Regions from separate parts of the Homo sapiens genome. Here region 2 is linked to region 1. Evidence: read pairs that join two places in POLR2A ChIA-PET (ENCODE). Cell type or tissue: Caco-2. All regions are shown on one strand. Links, peaks and the distances in the headings refer to the core of each region. The heading gives the core; the rest is flanking DNA. Region 1 has its middle 35 kb from the start of TFCP2L1. Region 2 overlaps TFCP2L1 (transcription factor CP2 like 1).

Evidence for each region. Peaks named below come from ENCODE experiments on the same cell type or tissue, not always from the same donor. Only the 100,000 strongest peaks of a DNase experiment are listed, where the experiment ranks them.
Region 2: POLR2A ChIA-PET joins it to region 1 with 6 read pairs; 3 of 35 experiments call an interaction of 5 or more read pairs at or near these places.

Annotation. Positions count from the first base shown.
Region 1 is chr2:121,318,476-121,321,389 of GRCh38, reverse strand. No RefSeq gene overlaps it. Among named protein-coding and RNA genes, the nearest start is that of TFCP2L1, 35 kb to the right of the region's middle. In Caco-2, for the core only: no CTCF peak of the experiment used is centred there; a DNase peak (open chromatin) is centred at 1,259.
Region 2 is chr2:121,263,207-121,266,120 of GRCh38, reverse strand. The region is part of intron 2 of TFCP2L1 (transcription factor CP2 like 1); the gene reads left to right. Among named protein-coding and RNA genes, the nearest start is that of TFCP2L1, 21 kb to the left of the region's middle. In Caco-2, for the core only: no CTCF peak of the experiment used is centred there; no DNase peak of the experiment used is centred there.

The DNA of each region.
Region 1 (2,914 bases), core at 154-2,653:
GGCGTGGTGGCACACACCTGCAGTCTCAGCTACTCGGGAGGCTGAGGCAGGAGAATCGCTTGAACCAGGAGGTGGAGGTTGCAATGAGCCAAGATCGTGCCATTGCACTCCAGCCTGGGTGACACAGTGAGACTCCATATCAAAAAAAAAAAAAAAAGAAGAAGAAGAGGGTATGGCTTTGCTCCAAAGCCACCACAGACACATTGAGCACCACGGGATGCATTGAGGTATAAGCGCATCCTGTAAGATGTCTGAGTGGACAATGAGGTGGCACAGTTCTCTATGTCGTGGCCCAGAACCAGAGAGGTGACATCGTTCCAAGGCAAGGTACCAAAGGAGTGTTTAGTTCCTTGTCAGGTACCAGTAAACTTCTGGATCTTTTTGGGGTCATAAAAATGTTCCAAAGAAAGCATAGTGATAGTTGCACAACTTTGAGAATACACTGAAAATCACTGAATTGTATACTTTAAAAGGGTAACGAGTATGGTATATAAATTATGTATCAATTTAAAAGAAAACTCCTAGCCAGGTGCAGAGGCTCGCACCTGTAATCCCAGCATTTTGGGAGGCCGAGGCAGGTGAATAGCTTGAGTCCAGGAGTTTGAGACCGGCCTGGGCAATATAGTGAAACCCCATCTCTACAAAAAAATACAAAAATTAGCTGGGTGTGGTGGTGCATGTCTGTAATCTCAGCTACTTGGGAGAATGAGGTGGGAGGATTGATTGAGCCTGGGAGGTAGAGGCTGCTGTGAGCCGTGATAGTGCCACTGCACTCCAATCTGGATGACAGAGCAAGACCCTGTCTCAAAAAATAAAAATAAAATTCCTAGTGTTTCCTGTTTCTATTCAGATCAATAGCTGAATGCCAGGTACCAGGGTCTATGATTTGTATCAGTAAGGAGAGGGTCTATGGAAGAGCTGCATTTGAAGTCACCACCTTATTAAATTTCCCAGTACCCAAGGATCAGCTGTCTTGTCTACAGGCTAAATATGTGAAGTCCGCGAGGCCACAGTACGGATGACCTCTGCATCTTTGAAGTCTTTGATGGTGGTATTAATCTTTGAAATTCAAACAGGGATGTGGTGCAGCTTTTAATAAACTATTTTCATAGACAGGAGGAACCCAGAGGTCTCTGTTTAGCTCTTCCAACAGTAACAGCACTCTCTCCTGGGTCAAAGAGCCCCAGCCAAGATTCTGAAAGTTGTTAAGGCACAGCAGCCACAGGATGTGTTTACAGACCTACCGGTCACACAAGATGCCCCTGGGCCCAAAGTCCACCTATTATCACCTGATGCCCAAAACACCCATTTGACAAATGGACTGCAGTAACAATTCTTTTTTTCTTCCTAGGAATTTGCATGAGCTCAGATCGTGTCCAGACCAGGTGCAGTAGCTCACGCCACCTAGCACTTTGGGAGGCCAAGGTGGGAGAATGGCTGGCATCCAGGAGTTTGGGACCAGCCTGGGTAACAGAGAAAGACCCTATCTCTACACAAATAAAAAATAAGCAATTAGCCAGGGGTAGTGGTGTGCAAGAGGCTGAGGTGAGAGGACTGCTTGATCCCAGGAGGTGGAGGCTGCAGTGAGCCATGATCACACCACTGCCCTCCAGGCTGGGTGACAGAGTAATAAGACCCTGTCTCAAAACAAAAACAAACAAAATAATTTTTAAAAAAGATTGTGTCCAGTGCACAGTTACTCTGGTAAACATCCACATGCACCTTTAGGGAAGGCCCAGGTGACGACTGAGAGTCCATCCTCGTGATGATAGCATGGGGTTTTTCTCAAGACTTCCAGCCTCCCCTGCACTCCTGGGAACCCAGGCTGGAGACTGAGCTCTGGGAATTGGGTGAGGGGCAGGGACTCTGTATTGTGCCTTCTCAGGTCACATACATATCCGTCCTCAACACCTGGAGCTTTTTGGTTGCATAAATCAAGTAGGAGCTTAGCTGGGCTGCCACATCTCATTCAGTCCCAGAGACCCCAGGCTCAGACAATGTCACCAGAAGTCTCATGGACTTGCCTCTGGAGGAGCTGCTACATGGCCTCTGCCACCCATGATCCCTCCCTCCCTGCCAAACACAGGGCCCCTTTCAGGCAGTGTTGTCCATGTCACCACAGGCTTTTTTTTTCTTTTCTTTGTTCTTCTTTTTTTTTTTTCGAGAGGGTCTCATTCTGTCACCCAGGCTGTAGTGCACTGGTGCAAACATGGCTCATTGCAGCTTCAACCTCCCAGATTCAAGGGATCCTCCCACCTCAGACTCCGGAGTAGCTAGAATTACAGGCACACACCACCACGCCCACCTAGTTATTTTATTTATTGTAGAGATGGGGTCTCACTGTGTTGCCCGGGCTGGTCTCGAACTCCTGGGCTCAATCAATCCTCCTGCCTCAGCCTCCCAAAGTGTTGGAATTACGGGCATGAGCCACCATGCTCAGCCTCAATATGTTTTTGAAATAGATCCTGCAGATTTTGCTGATGGATTGAATATAGAGCGAGAGAAAAAAAAGAGCTGAGGTTGATTCCAACATTTTTGGCCTGAGATCTTAAAAGGCTGGATTAGGCAATTATACTTGATCCTTGAACAACACGGTTTCAAGCTGCATGGGAACAGCTACGCGTGGATTTTCTTCCACCTCTGCCAAACCCTCCTCTTCCTCCTCCTGAGCCTATTCAACATGAAGATGACAAGGATGAAAACCTTTATGATGATCCACTTCCACAGACTGAATAATAAATATATTTCCTCCTTCTTGTGATTTTCTTAATAACATTTTCTTTTCTCTGGCTTACTTTAAGAATACAGTATATTTTATATATATGTATATGTGTATATATATGTATATTTTATATATATTTTATATACGTATATTTTATATACGTATATAAAATATACATATGTATATAAAATA
Region 2 (2,914 bases), core at 174-2,673, 55 kb after region 1:
GCCAAGGTGGGCAGATCACTTGAGCCCAGGAGTTCAGGACCAGCCTGGGCAACATAAGGAAACACCATCTCTACCAAAAATATAAAAATTAGCCAGGTGTGGTGGCACAAATCTGTGGTCCTAGCTACTCAGGAGACTGAGGTGGGAAAATCGCTTCAACCCCGGAGGTCGAGGCTGCACTGAGCCGAGACTACATCACTGCACTTCAGCCTGGGCCACAGAGTGAGACCCTGTCTCAAAAAAAAAAAAAAAAAAGATTACTACTTGGAAGAATGTGTACAGAGTCTGCTCTGAATGAGGAAGGTGTTTTGTGTTTTGTTTTAAAGGAGCCACTCTTGGCCAGGCACGGTGGCTCACGCCTGTAATCCTAGCACTTTGGGAGGCCGAGGCAGGCGGATCTTCTGAGGTCAGGAGTTCGAGACCAGCCTGGCTAACATGGTGAAACCCCGACTCTACTAAAAATACAAAAATTAGCCAGGCGTGATGGCTCATGCCTGTAATCCCAGATACTTGGGAAGCTGCAGCAGGAGAATCACTCAAACCTGGGAGGTGGAGGTTGTGATGAGCCGAGATTGCACCGCTGCACTCCAGCCTGGGTGACAGAGTGAGACCCTGTCTCAAAGAAAAAAAAAAAGCTTTATTGTGATATGATTCACATACCCTACAATTCACCCATTTACTGTATAAAATTCAATGTTTTTTATTATTCAACTAAATATACTTAGCCATCACAACTAATTTTAGAACATTTTTGTCCCTTCTTAGAGAAATCCTGTACCCCTAGCACTCATTCCCCATTCTCGTTTCCCCCGCCCTCAGGCAACCAGTAATCTACTTTATCTCTACCCACTTGCCTATTCTAGACTTTTCACATAAATGGTATCACACAAGTGGTGGTCTTTTGTGGCGGCATTTTTCTGTCCATCATGTTTTTAAGGGTCTTCATGTTGAGCATATATCAGTATTTCATTCCTTTTTTATTGCTAAATAATATTCCACTGTGGGATGTACCACGTTTTATTTAAATTAAAAGTTGATGGACATTTGGACTGTTTCTACTTTTTGGCTATTGTGAATAATGCTGTTGTGAGCCTTTGTGTAAACATTTTTGTGTGGACCTATGTTTGCATTTCTCTTGGTTATATTTGTAGGAGGGGAATTGCTGGGTCAAATGGTGACTCTGGAACTGCCAGACGGTTTTCCAAAGCAGCTATACTATTTTACATTGTTACCAGCAATACAGGAGGGATCCAGCTTCTCCCCGGCCAGCACTTGTTATTTGTTGTTATTTATTGTTTAGTGTCTGTCTTTATGATGGAGAGGGTATGGGTAACAGACTGGCAGCCATCTGCCAGCCTCATAAAGCAGAGTGTCCCAAAGCTGGGCCCCCGAAGCGCACGGGAACCAGGGGCTCAAATGTTGGGGAGCATTCTTTGACTCTTCAGTCGGTTCCTCTCTGGGCATCTGCCTTCTGCAAGCTCTGCCCACCAGCATCCCTGCCCTGGTGGCCAGATAGCAGACAGCAAGGCCACCAAAGCCTCCTGAGAGCACACGGCCTCAGCTGCCTAGAGAGACAGGTGCTCTCATTCCCCTCCTGATTCTGCACTCCCAGGAGGGGACTGCGAGTCTGGCTTGGTCACCTGCTCACTTGGACCAAGGTGGCCCGTGGCCCAAGAGGTGGGCCTGGTGTAACTGACCCTGGCTGTCCCCGCCTTCCCCATTTCCACTCTGCAGCCAGAGGCTGGGAATAGAGGAGCAGTCTCAGAGAGGGTCCTTAGATACCCTGGGTATGAGAGAGAAGCAGGCTGTGTTGCCTTAGTAGAGACTGCTCCAGAAAGGCCTTCTCACCAGAGGCTGGGACACAAAATGGGACTGCCTGGAGCAGGTAGGTGGTGGGGGTTGGATATGAGCAAGTGGAAAGCCAGTGGCTGGGTGGGCTGGGCCCTGCCTTCGAGACCTGGGGTCAATTGATGTGGCCATGCGACCACTCTCAGCCCGGCACACGGGTTCCCCCTCCTGAGCCCCAAGCCTATGTAGGTGGCAGGGCTTGGAGCAGAGGTGCCTGAGTGAGTCATGATTCTGCCCTTATCTTTGGAGATTTGGTTTTTCTACTCTTTACTGTCCTTTATCCTACTAACTTACAGGGCAGGCTTTTTTTCTTTTTTCTTCATGTTTTCAAAATTTATTTTTTGGCAAGTTAATGCATTTACTTGGTTCAGAATTTAAGTGGTAAAAGGGATTATGGTAAGTCACCCACCTCTGCCCCAGGCACCCAGTGCCCCTCCTCAGAGGCAGCTGATGTTATCCCTGGCTCCAGTATATTTTCATGCATAAACAAGCAAAGATGCTTATCTGGCCTTGTCGTAAACACACACACACAAATGGCAGTGATATATGTGTTTAGGATTTCTGTAGGCCTTGTCAAATCACCTTCCAAAGAGATAGTACCTGTTTATATCCCTACCTCTTGTACAAGAGGACACCTGTCTCCACACTTGGCATTGTCAACATTTTGAATCCTTTCTAATTTGCATGGAGAATAGCAGCACCTTATTTTGATTTGTATTTGTCTGATTTCTCGTAACTGTTACAAGTGAAATTAAGCATCTTCATGTGTTTGTATGCCCTTTTTTTTTTTTTTTTTTTTTTTTGCCAAAAACAGACAGTTGATATCCATTGCTCATTTTTCTTTCGGCTTTTTGCTTGTGCGTCTTCAAGAACCGTTATATTAGGTTAAACCATATGCACTTGCCATTTTGTAAATCAAAATCAGTCAGTTATCTACAGTTTCATATTGTTCATCTACTATGGATACAAATTCAACTAGCAAAACTGGTGAATTCCTATGTACCAGCAATAACAAAGTATAAAATAAAATAGAAAAGGGCCAGACATGGTGGCTCATGCCTGTAAT